2 separate regions of the Homo sapiens genome follow, and region 1 is linked to region 2. A link is an interaction called in ENCODE POLR2A ChIA-PET data of the cell type or tissue named here. Cell type or tissue: A673. All regions are shown on one strand. Region 1 has its middle 5.7 kb from the start of RNASE2. Region 2 has its middle 8.6 kb from the start of SALL2.

Evidence for each region. ChIA-PET counts read pairs that join two places held together with the same protein. Peaks named below come from ENCODE experiments on the same cell type or tissue, not always from the same donor. Only the 100,000 strongest peaks of a DNase experiment are listed, where the experiment ranks them.
Region 1: POLR2A ChIA-PET joins it to region 2 with 5 read pairs; 1 of 35 experiments calls an interaction of 5 or more read pairs at or near these places.

The regions. Positions count from the first base shown.
Region 1 is chr14:20,958,732-20,963,731 of GRCh38, forward strand. It overlaps the pseudogene RN7SL189P. Among named protein-coding and RNA genes, the nearest start is that of RNASE2, 5.7 kb to the left of the region's middle. In A673, a CTCF peak has its summit at 2,695; no DNase peak of the experiment used is centred here; H3K4me3 peaks cover 354 bases.
Region 2 is chr14:21,532,410-21,537,409 of GRCh38, forward strand. It overlaps a transcript of SALL2 not described here. Among named protein-coding and RNA genes, the nearest start is that of SALL2, 8.6 kb to the left of the region's middle. RefSeq lists an enhancer at 1,621-2,486. In A673, no CTCF peak of the experiment used is centred here; DNase peaks (open chromatin) are centred at 1,122, 2,332, 3,302 and 4,772; H3K4me3 peaks cover 3,677 bases; H3K27ac peaks cover 4,954 bases.

The DNA of each region.
Region 1 (5,000 bases), 570 kb before region 2:
TGAGGCCACCACTCCCCCATCTCCCAACAGCCGCCACATGGAGCTGAGACAGAATCTGAGAGCGTGGGGGAGGGACAGTGCAGCAATTGTGGAAATCTGCATTGAACTCAGTGCTGCCCTGTCACAGCCCACCCACAGAAGGAGCATTTAGACCACCTTAGCAAAAGGGGAATCGCCTATCCCAGCGGTCAGACACTGAGTTTGGGAAAGCCTTGCCACAGTAGGCTAAAGTGCTCTGGGGTCCTAAATATATTTGAAACTCAATCTAGGCCACAAGAACTACAACTACAAGGCAAGTCCCAGTGCTGTGCTGGGCTCAGAGCCAGTGGACCTAGACACCACTAGTGTGACACTTGTCAGGGCAGCTAAGGGAGTGCTTGCACAACTGCTCCCCCAACCCCAGGCAGCACAGCTCACAGCAATGAAAGTGACTCCTTCCTTCTGCTTGAGGAAAGGAGAGGAAAGAGTAACTAGGACTTTGTCTTACATCATAAAGATCAGCTCAGCCACAGTAGGATACAGCACCAGTCAGAGTCATGAAGCTGCCATTCCAGGCACTAGACACACCCTGCACCAGAAGAAAACCCACTGCCTAGAAGGAAAGGACCCAGTCCTGCCAGGATTCATCACCTGCTGACTGAAGAACCCTCAGGCCCTAAATAACCAGCAGCAATACCCAGTAGTACACTCCATGGGCCTTGGGTGAGACTCTGAGATATGCTGACTTCAGATGAGACCCACCATATTCACAGCTGGGGCAGTCATGAAGGGACAATTCTTCCGCTCGAGAAAAGCAGAGGGAAAAGTAAAGGGGACTCTGTCTTGCAGCTTAGGTAGCAGCTCAGCTACAGCAGGGTAGAGCACGAAGCAGGCTCTTGGAGTCCCCAATTCCAGATCTTGGCTCGTGGTTGGCATTTCTGGACCTGCCGTGGGTCAGAGGGGAACCCACTGTCCTGAAGCGTGAGTCCCAGGCCAGGCAGCATTCACCACAAGCTGACTGCAGAGCTCTGGGGCCTTAAGGGAACATTGGCGGTAGCCTGGCAATACTCCCCTTGAGCCTGTGGTGGAGGTAGCCACAGGGAGAGGCTCCTCTGCCCGTGGAAAGGTAAGGGAAGAGTGAAAGGACTCCATCTCATGGCTTGAGTGCAAGCTCAGCCACAGTACAACAGAACAGCACGTAAACTTCTCAGGTTTTTTACTTTGGTCCCTGGCTCTCAGATAGTACCTCTGGACATGCCTAGGCCTAGAGGAACTCATCATCCTGAAGGGAAGGACACAAGCCCGACGGGTATTGTCACCTGCTAATTGTAGACCTCTAGGGCCTTCAGTGACCATAGGCAATAGCCAGGTAGTAGTTACAGAGGGCCTTGGGTGAGCCAGAGCTATGCTGGATTCAGGTCTGACCCAGCACAGTCCCAGTGGTGGTGACCACAGGGGTGTTTGTGTCACCCCACCACCAGCTCCAGGCAGCTCAACACACAGAGAGAAACATCATTTGTTTGAGAGAAACATCATTTGTTTGAGCGAAAGTAAGGAAAGAAAACAAGAGTCTCTGCTTTGTAATGCAGAGAATTCTGAAAAAATTCTGGAGTTTAAAATGCAATCGACACACTGAAGAATTTCATGAGAATATCTTAATAGTAGAATTGATCAAGCAGAAGAAAAACTTCGTGAGCTTGAAGATAGATGAGTTGAAAAATACATTATCAAAGGACACAAAAGAAAAAATAATGAAGCACAGCTACAAGATCTGGAACATAGCCTTCAAAAGGGCAAATTTAAGAATTATTTATCTTAAAGAGGCAGTAGAGAAAGAGATGGGGTAGAAAGTTTATTCAAAGGGAAAATAACAGTGAACTTCCCAAAGGTACCAATATTTGAGAAAGATACCAGTGTTTGAGTGCAAAAAGATTAGAGAACACCAAGCAGATTTAACCCAAAGAAGACTACATCAATGCATTTAATAATCAAATTCAAGAAGTCAAGGATAAAGAAAAGATCCTAAAAGCAGCAAGAGAAAAGAAACAAATAATACACAATGGAGCTCCAATATGTCTGGTGGCAGACTTTTCAGCGGAAGCCCTACAGGCCAGGAGAGAGTAGCATGACATATTTAAAGTGCTGAGAAAAAAAAATTACCCTAGAATAAAATATCCAGTGAAAATATCCTTCAAACATGAAGGAAAAGTAAAGGCTTTCCCAGACAAACAAAAGCTGAGAAATTTTATCAACATTAAACCTTTCCTATAAGAAATGATAAAGGGAATACTTCAATCAGAAAGAAAAAGACATTAATGAGCAATAAATAATCACCTGAAAGTATAAAACTCACTGGTAACAGCAAGTACATAGAAAACACAGACTATTATAACACTGTAATTGTGATGTATAAATCACTATTATCTTAAGTGGAAAGAAAAACACGAACTGATCAAAAGTAACTACAACAACTTTTCAAGACATAGTACAATAAGACATAAATAGAAAAACAAAATGGTAAAAAGTGAGGGAATGAAGTATAGGGCTTTTTTTTTTTTTTTTTTTTTTTCTGAGACGGAGTCTCGCTCTGTCCTCCAGGCTGGAGTGCAGTGGCGCGATCTCGGCTCACTGCAAGCTCCGCCTCCCGGGTTCGCGCCATTCTCCTGGCTCAGCCTCCCGAGTAGCTGGGACTACAGGCGCCCTCTACCGCGCCCGACTAATTTTTTTGTATTTTCAGTAGAGACACGGTTTCACCGTGTTAACCAGGATGGTTTCCATCTCCTGACCTCGTGATCCGCCCGCCTCGGCCTCACAGAAGTATAGGGTTTTTATTAATTTTCTTTTTGCTTGTTTATCCATCTGTTTGTTTAAGCAATCAGTGCTAAATTGTCATCAGTTTAAAATAATGGGTTATAAGATATTGTTTGGGGGCCTCATAATAACTTCAAATCAAAAAACATAAAACAGATACTAAAAAATTAAAAGCAAGAAATTAAATCATACACCAGAGAAACTCAATTTCACGAAAAGAAAGACAGGAATCAAAGAAAGAAGGAGAAGACAACAAAACAACCATAAAACAAATAACAAAATGGGAGGAGTTAGTCCTTACCTATTAATAGCAACATTGAATGCTAATGGACTATCCTCTCCAATCAAAAGATATAGAATGGCTGAATGGTTTAAAAAAAAAGACTCAATGATCTATTGCCTACAAGAAACACACTTCACCTATAAAGACACACAGAGACTGAAAATAAAGTGATGGAAAAAGATATTCCATGCCAATGGAAACCAAAAAAGAGCAGGAGTAGTTATATCAGACAAAATAGATTTCAAGACAAAACCTATTAGAATAGACAAAGAAGGTCATTATATAATGATAAAGGAGTCATTCAGCAAGACGATATAACAATTGCAAATATATATGCATCCAACTCTGGAACACCCAGATATATAAAGCAAATATTATTAGAGCTAAAAAGGGAGATTGGCCCCAAATACTGGATAGCTGCAACACCCCAATTTCACCATTGGACAGATCTTCCAGACAGAAAATCAACAAAGAAACATTGGGCTAAATCTTCACTATAGACCAACTGAACCTAGTAGATATTTATAGAACATTTCATTCAATGGCTGCAGAATACACATTCTTCTCAGCCACATGGATCATTGTCAAGGATAGACCATATGTTAGGTCACAAACAAAATCTTAAAACTTTCGAAAGCATTCAAATAATAACAAACATCTTCTCTGACCACAATGGAATAAAACTGGAAATCAATAACAAGAGGAGTTTTAGAAACTATACAACTATACAAACACATGGAAATTAAACAATATGCTCCTGAGGCTGAGGCTGCAGTGAACTATGATCACGCCACTGCACTCCAGCCTGGGTAACAGAGTGAGACTCTGTCTCCCCAAAAAATAAACTAATAATAAAATAAATAAACAAATAATGGGCAAGATATCTGAATAGACATTTCTCAAAATAAGACATATAAGTGGCAAACAGCCATATGGAAAGGTGCTCAACATCACTGATCATCAGAGAAACACAAACCAATACTACAATGAGATATCATCTCACCTCAGTGAAAACAGCTTTTATCCAAAAGACATGCAAAAAAGAATGCTGGCCAGGATGTGGAGAAAAGGGAACTCTCGTACACTGTTGGTAGAAATGTAAATTAGTACAACCACTATGGAGAACAGTTTGGAAGTCCCCGAAAAAACTAAAAATAGAGCTACCACAAAATCCAGCAATCCGACTGCTAGGTATATACCCAAAAGAAAGAAAATCAGTAGATCACACTATTCAGCCACAAAAAAAGAATGAGATCCTGTCATTTGCAACAACATGGATAGAACGGGAGGCCATTATGTTAAGTGAAATAAGTCAGGCACAGGAAGACAAACTTTGCATGTTCTTACTTCTTTGTGGGAGCTAAAAACAAAAACAACTGAATTCATGGAGATAGAGTAGAAGAATGGTTACCGGAGGCCGGGAAGGGTAGTGGGGTGATGCGGAGGAAGCGAGGATGGTTAATGGGTACAAAAAAAATAGAAAAAAAGAATAAGACCTAGTATTTGTTAGCGCAACAGAGTGAGTATAGTCAATAATAATTTTATTGTACATTTAAAAATAAGAGTATAATTGGATTGTTTGTAACACAAAGGATAAATGCTTGAGGGGATGAGTACCCCATTTAACCTGATATGATTATTACACATTGCATGCCTGTATCAAAATATCTAATGTACTCCATAAGCACATATTCTTACTAGGTACACACAAAACTTAAAATTTTTTTTAAAAAGAATCAAAGGAACTGGTTTGAACAGTCAAAAGACAGTTGTTGCCGGCTTCTGTAGTCTAAGCCACTGAGGAGGCAGAGGCAGGATGATCACTTGAGCCCAGGAGATGTGGGCTATAAGTGCGCTTAAGCCGATGGGGGTGTTCATATTAAGTTAAGCATCAATATGGTGACCTCCTAGCAGGAAGGGACAACCA
Region 2 (5,000 bases):
TGTACTTAATGCCACTGAATTGTACACTTAAAAATGGTTAAAATGGTAAATTTTATTACACATATTTTACAATAAAAAAATTTTAGCCAGGTGTGGTGGCATGCACCTGTAATCCCAGCTGTTCAGGAGGCTGAGGCAGGAGAATCTCTTGAACCCTGGAGGTGGAGGTTTCAGTGAGCCGAGACGTGCCACTGCACTCCAGCCTGGGCAACAGAGTAGGACTTGGTCTCAAAAAAAGAAAAAAATTTTTTTTGTAATAATAAGGGAGTTGGGGCTGGGCGTGGTGGCTCACGCCTGTAATCCCAGCACTTTGGGAGGCCAAAGTGGGCGGATCATGAAGTCAGGAGATCGAGACCATCCTGGCTAACACAGTGAAACCCTGTCTCTACTGAAAATATAAAAAATTAGCCAGGTGTGGTGGCGGGCGCCTGTAGTCCCAGCTACTTGGGAGGCTGAGGCAGGAGAATGGTGTGAACCCGGGAGGCGGAGCTCGCAGTGAGCCAAGATCGCGCCACTGCACCCCAGCCTGGGCGACAGAGCGAGACTCCGTCTCAAAATAATAAAAATAAATAAATAAATAAATAAAATAATAATAATAACGGAGTTGGGAGGAAAAAGAGGAAATGCAAAAAGGGCCTAGCACAGTACCTGAATGCTCCACAAATATTAGCCATGGGTGTTAGTTATTATTTGAATGTCAAAAGCTGAATGAAGCCCTGGGGTAAGAAAGGTCACATGTGCCCAAGGTCACATAGCTTCAAGGTCCACACTAGATTGAAAACCAAGTTTTCTGTTTTCTTATCTAGTACTCTGTAACACCAGGACTGAGATACTCTCTATTCCAAAATGTGTTTTTTCTGATCTGGGAATACCTAGGTTGAGTGGCCCAGGGATCAATAACCTGAGAGATGAGGCTCTTTACTTCCAAATGTAAACAGAGCCCCCAAAACTCTACCTTTGCCTTCTTTCCTCTCTTGCTGTTCTTGCTATCTGCCAACTTCCATCTAAAGTACTCCCCTCTCTCCCTCTAGATCTGTTTGGCTGCTGTCCTGGTTTCTTCTTCTCACTAAATATCTGGGTTTCTGATTGTTTCCTTTATTTCCCAGATGTACTGGTTTGCATTTTTCCCCCAGTCACATCCTTTGTGTTCTCTAATCCAGATTTCTAGACTCTGTAGGGGAGAGAGAAGGTTTTTTTTTTTCCTCTCTAGAGTTTTTAAGTGAATAGAGTATTTCCTGCCCATCACTTATATGCAATAACTGTTCTGTTAGGTTTTGATGCTCTGGTTAGGGAAGCTGAGCAAAAACGGCTGGAAAACAGATTTTTCAGACTGTTTCTTGGTGATGTCTTAGGTCACTGCAGAATTTTGGCTTTTAAAATATGTAACAAAGGCTCAGCATTTGCATGTTGTATATGGCACATATTGCTTACAAGAAGGCAAAAGACTCCTGGAAACATTACTGGCACCCTAGACTACTGACTAAATGTCTTCTGATACTCATGATGATATCCATAATTTCACAGGTACACCAAAGGATACATGTGCCCCTAAATAAGAGCCCTTCCTCCCTAACTGTGGAGCATGCTCTGGGGTAGAAGGAAGTCAGATGCCTGAAGATCACATAAGTGAATAGAAACCCTGTCTATAAAAAATTAGGGAAAAGGAGAGCTCTCATTCTGTTTTGCAGAATGGATGCTGCCCCATTCATGATTAAGAAAATTTATTAATTTAAAAGAAAACCAGAAAATGTGAAATTTATATATTATAAGCTTATAAGATCCAGGAGGAATTTTAGATACGATCAAATAGAGCCACCTCATTTTGCAGATGAGGCCCAATGACATCCAGATCATAAGTAGCCTAGGATCTTTCACTCCAGGGGAATTCTGATGAGAAAATCCTTAGGCTTTCTTACGGTAGATCTTAACAGAGGGTGCTACTGCTTCCTTGCTCCTTACATTTGTTCCTGCCTTTCATAGCTCAAAGGCAAATTTTCATCAAAAATTTGTTGATGCCATTGGGTTTAAACCTTTACTGTTTCTATGGGGATGGCTTTGTAGCAGCATTACCATGCCCCCAGGTGGAAGCTATATCTTAAAGGGCTTGAAAATCCATTCAAGACAGCCGCTAAAGATAGCTTTTGACTCCCTCACAGAAGATTTTTCCTCAGCTATGATATGGGGAATGGGTGAGCAGATGGAGGAAGTAGGAAGAAGAGGAGAGAATGCTTCTTGGGGGTTTGGAGGGGTGTTCAGCATAGTTCCACAATCAAACCAGCAGGAGAGCAGAACTGTGAGGCAACTCTGGGGAGGAGTTGAGGCTCTAGGGGAAGTCTCCTGTAGAGCACAAGCAGGAAACATCCGGCCTATAGCAGCATTAAGAAGGGCTAATGTGTCTCAGGAGGGAAGGATGCCATCACCATAGAACCTCTAAATATGGGCACAGTAGGATCCCAGAAAAGCAGTGTTTCGGGGAGGATGCGTTCTGCCCAAAACATGTCTGTTAAGGTTATTTTGTAGCACATGGAGCGCTGATTTGACCTCAAGTTTTTGTTTTTTAACAGGTGGAAAGGCAAGTTTAATCTACAATTTTAGTCGCCACCAATACACTCTCTTAGAGCTTTTCATGACACGTCTCATAAAGAAATGCTGATGGCCGGGAGCGGTGGCTCACGCCTGTAATCCCAGCACTTTGGGAGGCCAAGGCGGGCAGATTACGAGATCAGGAGATCCAGAGCATCCTGGCTAACACGGTGAAACCCCGTCTCTACTAAAAATACAAAAAATTAGCCCGGCGTGGTGGCAGGCGCCTATAGTTCCAGCTACTCGGGAGGCTGAGGCAGGAGAATGGCGTGAACCTGGGAGGTGGAGCGGGCAGTGAGCCAAGATTGCACCACTGCACTCCAACCTGGGCGACAGAGCGAGACTCTCTCTCAAAAAAAAAAAAAGAAAAAAAGAAAAAGAAAAGAAAAGAAAAAAAAAGAAATGCTGACGTTTGCCAAGAGGTTCCTGAGTTTTGGTCATACTACAGCACTTGCAGGCAGTGTCACTGCATTCACATATAATGATAATAACGATATTCACACATATTAAGCACTTATTTATGCTAGGTATTTTTCCAAGGGATTTACACATATTAACTCATTTAGATTTTCACAACAACCTAATGAGGTAGCTAGTATACACATCTTTATTTCACAGATGAGGAAACTGAAGCATAGAGAGGCAAAATAAACCAGCCAAGGTCACATAGCTAACCAAGTGGTGGAGCTGGGATTTGTCTAAAAGTCTGGTTTCAGAACCCTTGTGCTTAATCCTATACTATACTGTTGGGTGTATCAACTGTATGCTAAACAGTTGCCTGTCTGGAGCCAGGACTTCCAGACTTTCAGTCTGCACATATGGAGCCATACCACTGACAAGTATGTCCAAAACTTCTTTGATCCTAAGAATTACCTGGACAATTGCAAAATATATAGATTCCCACACCCTGGCTCAGATGTACTCACAATCAGGCAAGTTTTTAAAACCCAGGTTTAGTGGGTTTAGTGAGCACTACCAGCCAGCCCTGAGCATTAGGAAATTGAAGTTTTTGTCCTGATTTTGCTTCTGTCTCTCAGACTCTGAGCAATTTCACTCTTCAATTCCCTGCTTGCTCTACTGTCTGCCTGTCACTTAACGGAATGTTACAAGAATACATACAATTTTTCCCCCTCATAAGGGACACCTGTTGCTTCAAAAACACGGTATCCTCATAAAATGATATGCATGTAGTAACAGGTGTATTTTCTTGCACTTCTTTTGTTTTGTTTTGTTTTTTGCTTTGCTTTCCTTGAAGCACAAACCTAAGCCCCTCATCCAGACCTAGCCTTCAGCTGTCCTCCAGGTGACACGCATACACACCCCAAACCAGGCTGCATTCTGACCGACCTTAGCTCTCTCCCTCTGGGAGCTCTGATCGGCTCTCAGTTCAGCCCAACAATGAGAAACTTTTTTCTCGTCTCCCTCAGGGGAGCCTTCACGTTTATCCAATTCATTCTCTTGCAACCCAACTCTCCAGAAAGAAAAGGGGGGAAAATCCCACCCCGAAGAGACGGTCTTCAGGTCTGAGGACGTTACTTAGCAACGGCACAAAGACCAGTGAGCAAAGGGAGACCTGAGGAGAAAACTCTTGGGTGGGGAGACAGAGCCAGTTTGAAAACTCCATTTCATCCAGAGAAAAACAAGGAAAACACAAACAGAATCAATCCCAAGTAACAAGCGGGGCTTCTCCCCAGCGCAGGTCATCTCTTACTCCCTGCATCTCAACTCCTTCAAACCCCCAGTGACCAAGTCCGCCCCCGCCTGGTTTCGCCCATGGCCCGAGTGCCCTCCCCTTGCCCTGGCCTGACCCACACAGGCTTGGACTTAGGGGCCCCCACCCCTCCCCAGGCACCCACCGTTCTCAGACGCGCTGGGACCTTCGCAGTCCGAGATTAACTGTTGGGGTTTCCGCTGCTTTCGCCGAGACATTCCCGGGTAGAGAGTTGGGAGAGGGAGGGGCAACGCTCACTTGGTCTTAACCGGGGTGACCTGGTCTCGTCTCCCCCTTGGGTCCGAAGCCAATTGATGCCTCTCCCCCAGCGCAAATCACTGTGAAGCAGAGATGTTCTTCTTTCCCAGAGACACAGACTCTCTCTCTCTCTCTGATTCTCTGTTCTTGACTCTCTCTCTTTCTCTCTCAATCTTTGCAAGTCTTTAAAGGGGAGACGCCCCCTTTTTTTCTTCAGCTTCTTCCCTACGCTTCTGCAGCTCCCATTGTAAAAGCAAAAATCCTAATCTTTCCGCACACTCTTTTCTTTTGTACTGCAGAGGAAAGGATTTAACCCTCTCCTCCCTGCAAGGGCCCTGGGCCTCTCCCTGTGCTGTCTGTTCAGAAACTGTCCCTGGCTTGTTTTTCTAACTCTTCTTCCAAGATCTTCACTGTGCTTTTTGGTTCTGTCATATTTCTATGCCCCTCT